Linked DNA regions of Homo sapiens: region 2 is linked to region 1. The links are chromatin contacts, found by Hi-C or POLR2A ChIA-PET in ENCODE. All regions are on one chromosome and are shown on one strand. Each heading gives the region's core, a stretch centred on a gene start or an enhancer-like site at or near the end of the contact. The rest is flanking DNA. Distances are from core to core; before and after follow the strand shown.

What was found. Hi-C counts contacts between places; a loop is a spot of excess contacts on that map. ChIA-PET counts read pairs that join two places held with the same protein, here RNA polymerase II (POLR2A). Pooled maps may share reads with other maps.
Region 2: a loop to region 1 is called in a pooled map, with 4 times the contacts of the local background. The contact joins two enhancer-like sites. A Hi-C loop is called at or near these places in 2 of 37 single-sample maps with no recorded cell type and 4 of 50 pooled maps. POLR2A ChIA-PET finds 5 or more read pairs at or near these places in 1 of 52 experiments (WTC11).

What each region holds. Positions count from the first base shown.
Region 1 is chr21:41,831,590-41,837,992 of GRCh38, forward strand. PRDM15 (PR/SET domain 15) reads right to left here. Exons shown (of 24, transcript NM_001040424.3): 8 at 6,345-6,403; 9 at 4,879-5,060; 10 at 4,524-4,618; 11 at 3,848-3,935. Among named protein-coding and RNA genes, the nearest start is that of PRDM15, 45 kb to the right of the region's middle. RefSeq lists enhancers at 1,890-1,959, 2,740-2,859, 4,675-5,382. Within about 2 kb of position 2,013, at least 5 of the 41 ENCODE cell types and tissues checked have a DNase peak (open chromatin) inside an H3K27ac peak, as active enhancers do.
Region 2 is chr21:42,226,788-42,233,175 of GRCh38, forward strand. All of the region lies in intron 2 of ABCG1 (ATP binding cassette subfamily G member 1), which reads left to right. Among named protein-coding and RNA genes, the nearest start is that of ABCG1, 11 kb to the left of the region's middle. RefSeq lists enhancers at 1,389-1,438, 1,629-1,878. Within about 2 kb of position 1,449, at least 19 of the 41 ENCODE cell types and tissues checked have a DNase peak (open chromatin) inside an H3K27ac peak, as active enhancers do.

The sequences.
Region 1 (6,403 bases), core at 763-3,262:
CCCGGGAGAGCCAGGCGCTCTCAACTCCTCCCAGCTGGGAATGGACAAGGCATGGCCGACAGCGAAGACAGGAGACAGCAGTGGGGAAATCTATGCCCCATGGGTGCCACCCTCAGGACAGGGGAAGCGCTGGGAGGGGACAGTCCCCTCCCACAGCTCCAACCACGGCAGGACAGTGGGAGGTGGCCTCTGCCAGGGCTGAACACAGTAGAGGTGGCCCTGTGCGAGGCTTCTCTGCCCACATCCCACCCCACCTGCAGCGTGACCTCAGCCCAGAGCCAGCCTCACCTGGGCCATAAGAGGAGCACCGTGACAGATGCTACGCTGAGTCCCAGCCTAACATACTGCTTGCCTTCCTTCTATAAAGTGAAACATTATCCATACAGCCACTGCCCTCAGTTTCGTTTTGGCTTAAGATTTGATGGGCTCTGTCCGGATCCACACGACCGCATGGTATGTGTCCTTCACACACTGCGTCTGAGGCGTGCGTGTTTACAGTGCTGGACGTTTTCATGATCACTTTAATGGCTACGTGATATTCCATCCAGCTCACTTCTCAAAACTCACTTTGCTATTTTTGACACTGTAGATAATTTAGTGATGGAATCTTTAGTAATGCAGATTTTTTTCTTCTGTCAAATCTCTTTATCATGAATTCTTAGGAATGGGACCACTAGAGCCAAGCGCTTTGTGAAAGGCCACACCTTACAGCGCTGTGGCATCAGATTGCCACAGGCCACACCTTACAGCACTGTGGCATCGGATCACCACAGGCCACACCTTTACAGCACTGTGGCATCAGATCACCAGAGGCCACACCTTACAGCGCTGTGGCATCGGATCACCACAGGCCACACCTTACAGCACTGTGGCATCAGATCACCACAGGCCACACCTTTACAGTGCTGTGGCAACGGATCACCATAGGCCACACCTTTACAGTGCTGTGGCATTGGATTGCCACACTCCCCTCAACCTGGGCCTCCTGAACAGCATAGGTGAGCCTCCCTCCCAGCCAGGCACTAAAGAGCACAGGTGAGCCTCCCTCCCGGGCAGGTGCTAAAGAGCACAGGTGAGCCTCCTTCCCAGGCAGGTACCAACCAATACAAGTGAGCCCCCCTCCCAGGCAGGTGCAAATCAGCACCCATGAGCACCCCCTCCTGGGCAGGTGGCTCCACTAGTCCTGCCGCCCCGTGGAAGGCAATGGTGCTGCCAAGAGCTTCAGCTTTCTCCCTCACAAGCCCCTCGTGACCATGGAAAGAGAACCTACTTCAGGCCACTCCCCAGCTGTCCCGGACAACTCTGCCAAGCCGAGGGTGGCTTCTCCCGCAGCCACCCACTCACTGCCAGTTCAGGAACCCACAGGGGCACTGGGTCCCAACAATGCTTCTCCCTCCAATAACCCTGCGCCGAGGGGATCTAGGTTTATGTCTGAATAAATGAGCCACTGAGAACAGCTGCCTACTGGGGTCTGACGAAGGGAGAGGGGTGCAGGGCACCTGGGGATGGAGAGGGGATTATTGGGGGAGGCTGGTGGGCCGCATTTTGCCTGAGGGCCTGGACGTGAGCCTTTGCTATTCCGTAGCACAGTACTTATGGTCAGACACAGCACAAGGAACACGAAGATGAGTTACACCAGCACCTGGTCACACCACAAGGGACAGGCACCACAACAGGTCCCATGGAGGGAGCTTCAGAAAAACCCACAAGACTGTAACATTTTAAAACTGCCCCCCACACCCCTCTCCAGGGTGTGCTATGAGTCCTCGAGAGAGGGTGACACAAAGGCAACAGTGACCCATCCCTCTGTGCCCCGCTGGGGACCCCCACTGCTTGGGCCTCCAGTGCCACCCACCACTGGGAATGGGGAAGGCGTGACTCCCACATTCTTGGTTTAATTCTTGGTACAAATTCTTGGTTTAATTGTCTAAGGAAGATACACATTCTCTTAACTTCAATACTATAAATAAGTATAAGAGCATGCAAATCATATATTATGCAAACAAGCTCCATTTCAAGGTTTTTATCCTTTCTGTTCAGTCTAAAACGGGTAACCTTTGAAACTAGAACATCTCAGGGGAAGAGGTGGTGCGATGCAGGTCCCTGGCGCTCTGCGGGTTCTAGGTGACTAACAAAGGCCAGCACCTGGCCTAACAGCACCTCTGGCTGACAGGAAGCTGCTGCTGCCTTAGCCGCTTCTAGTACTTTGTTTTATTTGGGTCCAGAGAAATAGTTGAAAATATCAGAGGGCAATGCCTCTTCCTCAACCTTGAGTCTGCCTCACCAGAGCGCCTTAGCTGGTAGCATCACTCTTGGGAACCCCGAAACCCTCGCCTGCTACACTCCTGCAGGACTGCGGGGACCCCAAGGGGAGGTTCGCAAACAAGATGAAGGTTCATCTGTCTGGCCGGGGCTGCGTTAAGTGGAAGTCTTCAGGGGACTGTGCCCCAGGTTTCTTGGGAATTCTTGTGATAGGAGGGCTTAAAATGCAGGAGGTGCGGCACACTGGAAATTCATCCAGAAGCTTCTGGAGGCCACCTCATGCCAGACATGGATCCTTCAGAGCTGCTAAAGCTTAGGCAAAACATGACTCATTCCTGCCCCTCAGAACAGTCCAACCCCAGGAAGAAGGCATCAGGGAGGAAGAACCAAACCCTGGTTTCAAATAGGAGCCCTCAGAGTAGAACTAGCCAACCCCACCAAGGGCCCCCCGCGCCCAGCAGCTACGGCAAGGGAGCAGGGCCTCTCACATGGCCCATGTGCGACAGCCCTGGTCAGAGCCCCTGGGAGTCCGCTGCTGCAGGTGCCCTGTTCTCAACACAGGGGCGGGTGGCACCTTAACAAGAACAACACAGAGATGCAAGTGACAGACACAGAGCAGGCGGACAAGGACGGGGTGGGCGTCGAAGGCTAACCTGGTAGGTCTCTAAGCCGACTGCCGCCGGGCCCCCCCTCTCCAGGGTGTGCTATGAGTCCTAGAGAGAGGGGGACACAAAGGCAACAGTGACTCACCCCTCTGTGCCCCGCTGGGGACCCCCACTGCTTGGGCCTCCAGTGCCACCCACCACTGGGAATGGGGAAGGTGTGACTCCCACATCCCAGAGGGTGCACGTCATCACTGCAGAATACAGGGGCGTCCTCGGGCCACGTGGAGAAGCGCAGCCGGCAGGACGGCCTTGGCTTTCCTTTGGTCTGTTTACTTGCCAGCAGCAAATTCGGCCAGAGAGACAGGGGCCTCAGACGCCCCCCAGGCCCGAAGAGGCCACCTCTCCACTACAGGCTGGTCCAGGCACACCCGGCTTCAGGCCTCACACAAGGAAAATGCTTTATTTTTGGAAGCTGGTGCACACAAGCAGGCTCAGAACAAAAAGAATGCGTGCAGGGGCAACCCCGTTCCACCCTGGACGCCGCAGGAGATGTGGATGGAGGAGGGCTCGCGGTTAGGAACAACCTTTGCAAGCAAGCGAGGAGCGCTCACACTCCTCCAGCCATTATCCTGATCTTTTCCTTTCTTCCTCAGACGGCCCTAGAAAACATTGGACACTGCTGCTCCCTGTTTTTAGCCAGAACGGACCCCGGCTTTACAATGCTCTCAGTGTGGGGCCATACGCAGCTCGGCTGACAAATGCAGGAAGAAAATCAATCCCTTTTTACTGGAAAGTTTCCATCTGTGTATCTTTAGGGTAACAACTGCTTTGAAGCAAAATGGACAGAGGGAAATGTTAAAAGTGAGGCTGTCTATTCATGAAAACAATCTTTACTTTGGCCTAAAGTTCCACGGTCTCCGCGGCGTATCTAGAATCCGTACCGCACAGCGGCCGAGGGGAGACGTGACCGGCGCCCTCACCTGTCCTGCAGTTGTGGAACTCCAGCGCGCTCTCGATGCGGAAGGTCTTCTCACAAGTGCCGCAGCGGTACCTGTACTCGCCGTCCACCTGGTCAGAGGGACACGCCGTGAGTGAGATGGCCCAGCGCAGAGTCCACAGATGCCGAGCCCCCGACGTGCTGCCCGGGCGACTCCACGCCTGTGTCTGTTATGACTCTGACCTCCACCACCCTCCCGCTCTATTTAGGAACACAAAGGATGTTTGCTCTTGCTGTTCACCTGCCCTAGAAAGGGAACTCCACACTCAGGGAGCCCCACTCCAAGCACCAAACACCCCCATTCTCCTGACTCTTCCTGCTGCGCTTGTGGGCATCTGACCAGGACGAGGGGCTGACAGGTGGCCCAGGGACGCCAGGACACCCACAGCCTTCACCCGCTCTCATCCCTCCTGGGACTCTCCCTTCTCAGGGACACCTGGGCACCCACAGCCCTCGCCCACTCTCCTCCCTCCCCCACAGGGTTTGGCCGCTCTCCTCCCTCCCCCACAGCCCCCGCCCACTCTCCTCCCTCCCCCACAGCCCCCGCCCACTCTCCTCCCTCCTGGGATTCTTTCTTCTCATTACAACATGGTGATTTGGTCAGTTGTCTGTGTTGTCCACACAACTGGGAAGAGAACCCTGGGCTTGTTTCCACCCACCTCGTTCCTGCTGTGCTTGTAGGAAACGTGCTGCTTTAGGCTCTCTTTGCGGCTGAACAATTTTGCACACTCTTCGCACTTAAACAGCTTGTCACCTGAGGAACCAACCAACAGAGAGCTCATTCACTACTTAGAGCATTTACCGAGAGAAGCATGCCCACCGGGGAAATGCCCCACAAGCCGCCTCGCTCCCACCATGCGAAGGAGCTGCAGAGATGATCGCCCACAAATGCAGCCTCTCACTGGCGCAGCTCGTGGGAGACGACCCAAGGAGGGGAGACTCCGTGCTGTCCTCCCACCCCCAGCCCCAGTCCTGGCCCTGGCCCCGGGCGCCAGCCGGGCCTCGCGGACTCACCATGCGAGCGCACGTGCCTGCTCAGGTTGCTGCTGTTCTGGAAGATCTTGCTGCAGATATTGCACTGGTAAACCCGCTTGTGCTCCCCGAGCTGTTTGATGAGCTTGCGCCGGATGCCGTGTCTGCTTGAGAGAATTAAGCTCCTCTTGAGCGTGATGGTGTTATTCTGATGATGGGTGAACCTGCCCAGGGACGTCAATAAGTTGGGAAAAGACAGGTGGGAAAAAAGTTCCAGGTTACAAGCAGCATGAAAACGGCCTCCTTCCAAAACTTCCCAGCTAATCCCGAGCCTGTATGCGAGAAAGGAGGGAATGCGCCCGGGCGTCACTCCCAGCTTCCAGGGCATCTGAAAGGGACACCTTGAATATATAATGACATTAGGCAGCTTTAGCTGCAACAGCCACACACCTGACTCTGTTCTAACTCTGGCCACCAGAAAGCCTGGAGGTCAATTTGTGCCTCAATTAGAATAACCACACCTGTTTTCTGCTCCTGTCACTCTGTCTTAACTCTTCTCTGTTTTACATATTATCTGAACCTGATTTTCAAAACTTCTTTTCCCTGTTAAATGTATTTTTGATGGTAAGCCACCTGAACTCTTCTGGGCAATAAGATAAAGTATAAATAAATAAACAGGTAACATCATTTCTGATATTACTTTTGCCAACTATAAGAGGTGATCCGAAAAGGGCCAAAAAGAAGTGACCACCAACTTACTCAACTCCATGGTAAAAATGACCCAAGAATCGTAACTAAAACACAGGGCAAGCTGTTATATTTACTGAAATTCAAATAGCAAAGTATTTTACCACAGCAGCGTCACGAAAGCTAGAAGCAACCCAACTGTCCATCAATGGATGCATGGAAACACAAAATATGGGGCATATGCATGATGGTATATTACTCAGTGTTGAAGGAAATTCTGACACAGGCTACACATGGATGAGCCGGGGTAGAATAAGCCAGTCACATAAGGACAAATCCTGTCTGATTCCACTTATAAGACATCTCTAGAGTCATCAAATCCACAGAGACAGAAAGTAGAATGGTGGGTGCCAGGGGCTGGGGGAGGGGGCTGGAGCGGGTGCTTAGTGCGGACAGCGTTTCAGCTTGGGAAGACGGGAAAGTTCCACAGATGGATGGGGGAGATGATTGCCCAACAGTGTGAACATCCTGAATGCCACTAAATTGTGCACTTAAACATGGTTAAAATGGTTAAATTTATGCATATTTAACCAAAATAAAGCATTTTTCTAAAGCTGTTTTCACAGTGGATGCACCATTAAACTCCTGAGCTCCAGAACATTCCTGAGCTCCAGAACATTCCTGCTGCCTCCTCAGCAGGTCTGTTTCCATCTCCTTCCCTGGGGCTTTCCTGCTGGGAAGGTGCCTTCCCTCCAGAATGGCCTGGCTGCTGCCAGCATTGTCTGTCCACAGGACGGCCCCAGGTGCCAGGCAGGACTTACTTTGGAACCGAGCTGGTGTCAGTGGTGGTGGTGGCCAGCTTCCCCAGAACCAGCTCCAT
Region 2 (6,388 bases), core at 199-2,698, 390 kb after region 1:
AGTTTCTACTGAATCATGGAAAGCAATTTGAAAATCTGGGAGGACTTTGGAACAATACAAATGACTCAGGTACCCCTGGAATATGCTAATATTTTAGGACTTTGAACTTAAAACTGGATTCAGCCCTTCTTTCATTTTGAAGAAGACCAATCAAGACTCACGTTTTAAATTTTCAGTTGTCTTTCTTCTTTTCCCTATTATCTTCTTTTTGTTTTTCTACCCTCTTGAAGCTAAGTCTTTGAGACCCTTAGCATGGGCAGTCCCATCTTCATTGTAATCACAATTTTAGAGCTTTGAAAGACTGGTCCCTGGGATCTGCAAGCCCAGTTGGTGGCTGGGTAACTGTATGTCTGTGTTTGCACAAGCAGAAACAGATTCAGTACCTTCTCAACAGACAACAGTATAGCACTGTGATGTGATACTTGCATTTTCAGAGCATACCAGCCTGTTCTGTTAAGAAAGCAGCTCTGTGGCAGGCTCAGATGTGGGCCCACTCCTTTGATCATGTTGAAATTTCAACATAGGGTTCTAGAATTCTCCTTCTCAACTTAAAGAAATATTTTATAGAAAAATGTATCAAGAAACCAGGACACCGCGTCATGTTTTGGCGTCGTTTGTCTATATAGACAAATTATGGCAAAGCAGTGAGCAACATAGAGCGATTCCTGTCCGTCTGTTATGTGTGGCCTTGGAAATGTTGTCATGACAGTAGAAAATGCTGGGAAAGGTGTCTTGTAAAATGAAGATGGGTTGTAATGCAGAAATGAAGACATCTGAAACCTGGTGGCATCTGGGTTTGAAATGTCTTGGCATAAGCCTGGCACACAGGTGTAGCCAGTGTTTGCAAGCAGTGAGTATCGCTCCCCTACCCAGTGTGTTTGTCCATTTTCACACTGCTATAAAGAACTACCTGAGACTGGGTCATTTTTAAAGGAAAGAGGTTTAATTGGCTCACAGTTTGGCATGGTTGGGGAGGGCTCAGGAAACTTACAATCATGGCAGAAGGTGAAGGGGAAGCAAGGCATGTCTTACATGGTGGCATGGGGTGAGGGGAGAGAGAGAGAGAGAGCATAAAAGAACCCACACACATTTAGAACATTAGATCTCATGAGAACTCCCTCACTATCATGAGAACAGCATGAGGGAACCGCCCCCAGGATCCAATCACACCTCTCGCCCAGTCCCTCCCTTGACACGTGGGGATTACAATTCAAGATGAGATTTGGGTGGGGACACAGAGCCAAACCACATCACCCAGTATGTGACTTGTCACCCCTATATTCTCTAAGTGTTTAAACTGATCACATGAATCATCACAGTTAGCCAGCTGGTAATGGCTTGTAGTGAGGGAGGAGCCCCAACTGTCCATTCTTAGGAGCGCAGCCCGGGCGGGGTGGCCACCAGATAGAGACTTGCCCTACAGTAACCTTGTGTGCTCAGGCAGGGGAAGAGCCTGCAATGGGCCGCCGAGGGACCTGCCCATGACTCAGAAATGGGTGGAGCCAGAGGGGTTGACAGACAGGATATGTCTGCTGTGTTCCAGCTGCTGGTTTCTGCAGGGGCCAAGGGTAGTTTTGCTGTCTGGCTTCCTACCCACTGCCCTCCCCAGCCACAGCAGCACCTGCGTCTGTCTTCCCTCTCCCTGCTCCTCCTCCCCTGCCTGCCCCATCCTTTCCTTTGTTCCTGGTGCCTACAATTCAGAGTCTAGATGGTTTATCACTCCAGCACACAGAATAGAAAGGAAACTGAGACAAAGGTGGTTAAGGGACTTGCCCATGCTCCTGGGCTTGAAAGGGGCAGGGCTGGGATGAGGACAGCAATTTCTAGCTCTGTGCACTCCGACACAGTGGCCATGCCTTGTCTAGCACAGGGCCTTATGGGGTGCCAGGGTCCATGTAGCCAGCAGGGAAGCAGAGCTCTTCCTGGAGGCTCTGGTGCCCACAGGATTTCCTGCTGTTGGTGGTTCAGTTGCCACTGCTGAAGAGTTTTTCCTGCCAAAGGGTGCTAGCTGCAGAAGCCCTCTCTGTGCCCACTGTTGTCCCAACACCAGCCTGTTCTTGGGTGCTGCGTCCAGTTGGCTCCAAACTTGGGTACCATATTTCCCCAACCAAAAGCCAGGACAATCAATAACAGTGCGCATTAAATGCGGATCTTGTGTTGGGGCTGCAGGAGGAGCTGCATCCCACTGGACCTCACCCACACGGGTCGCCACCCTCCTGGTCCGCCTCTGCGCCTGCTGGTCCACCAAGTCGGCCTCTTTTGCCCCTCCCATGCATGGGTTCCTCCTGCTCCTGCTTTTGTCCCTCCAATTGCTGGCGGTGGTCTCAGTCCCCAGCCATGATTAGGTTAGGCTGAGAAGTCAGAGCCCAGCCTCACTCTGCATTTCTCTCTTCTCACAGTGGCGGAGTTTGTATTTGGCATCATCTCTGTGCGACTCCAAGTGTGACGTTGGGTCAGGGGCTACTTCTCTGACTGCTCTCAGTATATTCATTTTGCTGTCTGTATCAAGTCCATTGTTTTCAACTTTTAAAAATTCAGTTTGATGCATTGAGCTAATTGTAATGATCACGCGGAGGCTGGATGTCCTGGCATTGCTGGGGAGGTGTCTCCGAAGGTAAGAAGTGAAGCAGTTTTGAAAGTGCCTGGTTCTGGCCGGGCACAGTGGCTCACGCCTGTAATCCCAGCACTTTGGGAGGCTGAGGCAGGTGGATCACGAGGTCAGGAGTTCGAGACCAGCCTGGCCAACATAGTGAAACCCTGTCTCTAGTAGAAATACAAAAAAAATAGCCAAGCGTGGTGGCGAGTGCCTGTAATCCCAGCTACTCGGGAGGCTGAAGCAGGAGAATTGCTTGAATCCAGGAGGCAGAGGTTGCAGTGAGTCGGGATCGTACCATTGTACTCCAGCCCAGGTGACAGTGTGAGACTCTGTCTCAAAAAAAAAACACAAAAACAAAAGAAAGAAAGAAAGAAAGTGCCTGGTCCCATGGTTCACAGTAGGGCAAAGGAAACAGGAGCTCGGGCGCAGAGCTGATTCACTCAAAGGCAGAGCCAGGGCTAGGACCCAGCTATTCTGACTCCAAGTTCCTTCCCATTACAAAGACACTGGACCACTCCGGTTGTTTCCAGGAAAGACTTTTTCTCACATGATTTCCCCCAAAACATGGTGCTGCGATACAAACGCAACATACAACGCCCTAGCAAAGCTGAGCATTGTGACCAGAATAACTTTATGAAGTCCTACGTAATTATTTTAAAGAAGGAGAACTTCACAATCCTTACAAGAAAGGCGATGCGGGAAACAGTAGCGGCATTTTTAAGAAGAGATGCCAGGCACTGATTCTGTAAAACTTTTGAGCTTGACAGTTACTAAGCGTTGAATATGGCATTTTAACAAAACATCTTGTATTTTCAATTGTAGTTACATTTTCACCATATGACTAATGATGTCTTTGGAGGGAAAACTAGATCATATAATAGATTCCTAGCAGAAAACATAATTGTGAGAGGAACTATTCTCAGGAGAGAGGAGTACACCCCAAGGATAATTTCCCCGGCCTCAGATACAGTAATTACTCTCCCTCAAGGAATTCACTCACGTAGCTTGTGTTGATGGGACAAATGGCTCGGAACAATATCAGCTTTGGTGCTGTCACACAAACTGCGCTGGGGACAGATCAGAGTGATCTGGTTTATTTGTTCCTCCTCACCCTTAGGTGTGACTCTTTTGAAAGCAGCCTTTTCTTCCTACAGAGTAGACACTATGTTGAGAACATTTAGGAATGTGGTTAAGAGTAAGTTCACAGAATAAAATTCTTCTTAGGTAAAGATGATGGGGATGAGCAGATTTTATCGTAAGCTGCTTTCAGAGCCCATTCACACAAGGGTCTCATTTTATTAGGGCGTGATTGGCCACAGTGAACAAATGGAATGCTTGGGTACTCGTACACTGCCCATCCCCCAGGAGATCCCGGCGGTTCCCACGCGTAGTTGACTGAATGATAGCCGTTCTTCAATCCATTTGGCTCATGGGGCCGATTCAGGAAGGATCTGCACATTCTTCCTGTGGAAACCTGTGACATGAGGCTCAGAGACGTGACCAAGGTCATAGGAGTGGGGAGGAAGGAACTCAGAACCAGGTCTGTGGGATTTCAGGCCAAAAAGGAGCGTAGCAAGTGCTTAGCTCTGACGTGGGCACAGGACTGGACCACCAAGGCACAGCTGTGCCTAGCCCCGTGTTATGAAATGGTGTGGGGTTGCCTTGGCTGTAAACTGATGTATTTTCCTTTTAATTGGCCTGCTTGGATGTCAGCGGCCATTGGCCATTTATAGGGATTTCCTGTCCCTCTGGAGAGGCTCCAGCTTCCCTCTTCTCACCAGGAAGGGGAGGCTGATGTGCATGGCGTGCTTTCTCTCCAACAGGTGAAGCGATTCTCAGAAATCAAATTTACCTCCCAAGATTACCTTGAGGCGAAGTTCAGGTTGAGAACAAATGTAGTCATATCTGGGGCTTTAGAGCGTTTTCTTTCCTATCTGCAGTCAGGCCGTGGCCTCCACATGGTGACGCTCTGATGGAATGGAATGTCGCCTCCTTCTTTGAAACCCAACCCTCCAGGCTCATCCTTGCCAAAAACCAGGAAGGGGTTAAATATTCCGGGCAGCGCCAAGTCAGATTATCTGTATTGGTTTGCTTCTACGCTATAAAAATGCATTTGGACACCTTTCTCAAATTCGGGGTTGCTTTCTCTTAATTTCTATAGCCATTTCACAAGGCCTGTAATGACAGGCCAGCTAAAGTGCATGGAAGGCATCATGAATAAATCCTTTCAGGAATTCCATTAAGGGAAGACTGGATTCCAACCAAGTGCTAGTGACTTGATCCAACCTGCTAGAACAGGGAGGGGAGGCAGCCCGGTTAAAGGCAGAGTGTGGAGATCCTGTGGCTAGGGGTTTTGAGAGGGGCAGATGCTCAGGCTGAAGGGGGATGGATAGTTCCCTAGCATAAGTGAGTTACTTTTGTGCTTCTTTGAGGCTGTTGTGCTAAAGTGGGCTTTCTTGTGGGCCCACAGGACATTTCTTTTAGTCCTTTGCCTTTAATGGAGGTGACAGCTGACCCCTGGTGCAGTGTCGTGGCCCCAGGCCACTTGCAGGGATGGCTTGCTTGAGGCTGGGGCATTGACAAAGAGTCTGCCTTGGAGAATTCAGAGGACTGGAGAACCCTTCTCTTCCCCGCTGGGGCCAGTTCCTAGGTTCTCAGTGGCCCCCAGGTGGGTGGGCTACCACTCAGGCCCTGAGGGGTAGCACTCCTTTGGTGATGAGGTCTTCTGGAACAGTTCTGACCCCTCTGCCTTACAGGGCCCCAAAGAGGCTTTGAAAAAATTTTGAGAATGGACCAACTCTCACAGCAGATTCATGAGAGTTGAATGTTTAGCCGCCATGTGCAAGACCAAAGGGGTTTGCTACTTTCTTGGACAGGCTTCATATCCAAGGGGTCTAGATGCTCCCCTCCAGCCAGCACATTTTCTCCCTGTGAGCACGTTGCAAGGGAAACCAAACCCTCACCAGCTTGGGCCTGGGATCTGGGTGTGTGACTCCTTAGTGTGGCGTTGTTAGCGGTGGCAGCCTCCCTGGACAAGGCTCAGATGGCTCTGCCAACATTGGCCTTGGGGTCTGCTTTTCTCTTTGCCACCCTCAGATTGGCAGGTTCTTTATTTGGACATGTTAATACTTTGTCATTTTCCCAGAGAGTGCTCCTGTTCTTGAACCATCTGGCCCCTTCAGTGCAACTCTGTAGGACTGTGCTCTGCTCCGTGGGGGTTGGTGTCACTGTTTAACTGCTGGAGGATGTTCTTACCACAATCGTTTTCACCTGCATGGTGGGTGCCCCCCTGCCTTCCTCTACTGCCTTGAATAGGCTTGTATCTTGAAAAGTTCACGTTCTCAAATGGAGGCCCTCCCTATAAACCAGAACCTAATCCACCAGTCCAAGAAATCACCAAAGGTGACATTTTGCTGAACATGACACCGTTTCTTTTGTTTATAAATTGGCAGGAAGAAAAATGTTTAGTAACCATACACCTGCTCTTTCTGAGTTCAGTTCTAGAATCAACAGATTAGCTATGAACAAAGAAAACCATGTGGGTCAGATTAAATATATCCTGAAGGACTAAACCGTAAAACTAGGGATTTGTCATGGAGGTGCATTCATCAAACTCAGTTGATGAAGTTCCAACACCTGCATAGGAAACTTACTCTCAAATACAATGTACCCAGTGCCGACTGTTTTTGCTCACATTGTGAAAAAACGCAAAAAGATGGGTTTTCAGTCATGAGTGGTGGCGGGTGGGCCTGCAGGGATCCAGTCTGACCTGCAGCCAAGAGTTTCACTTCC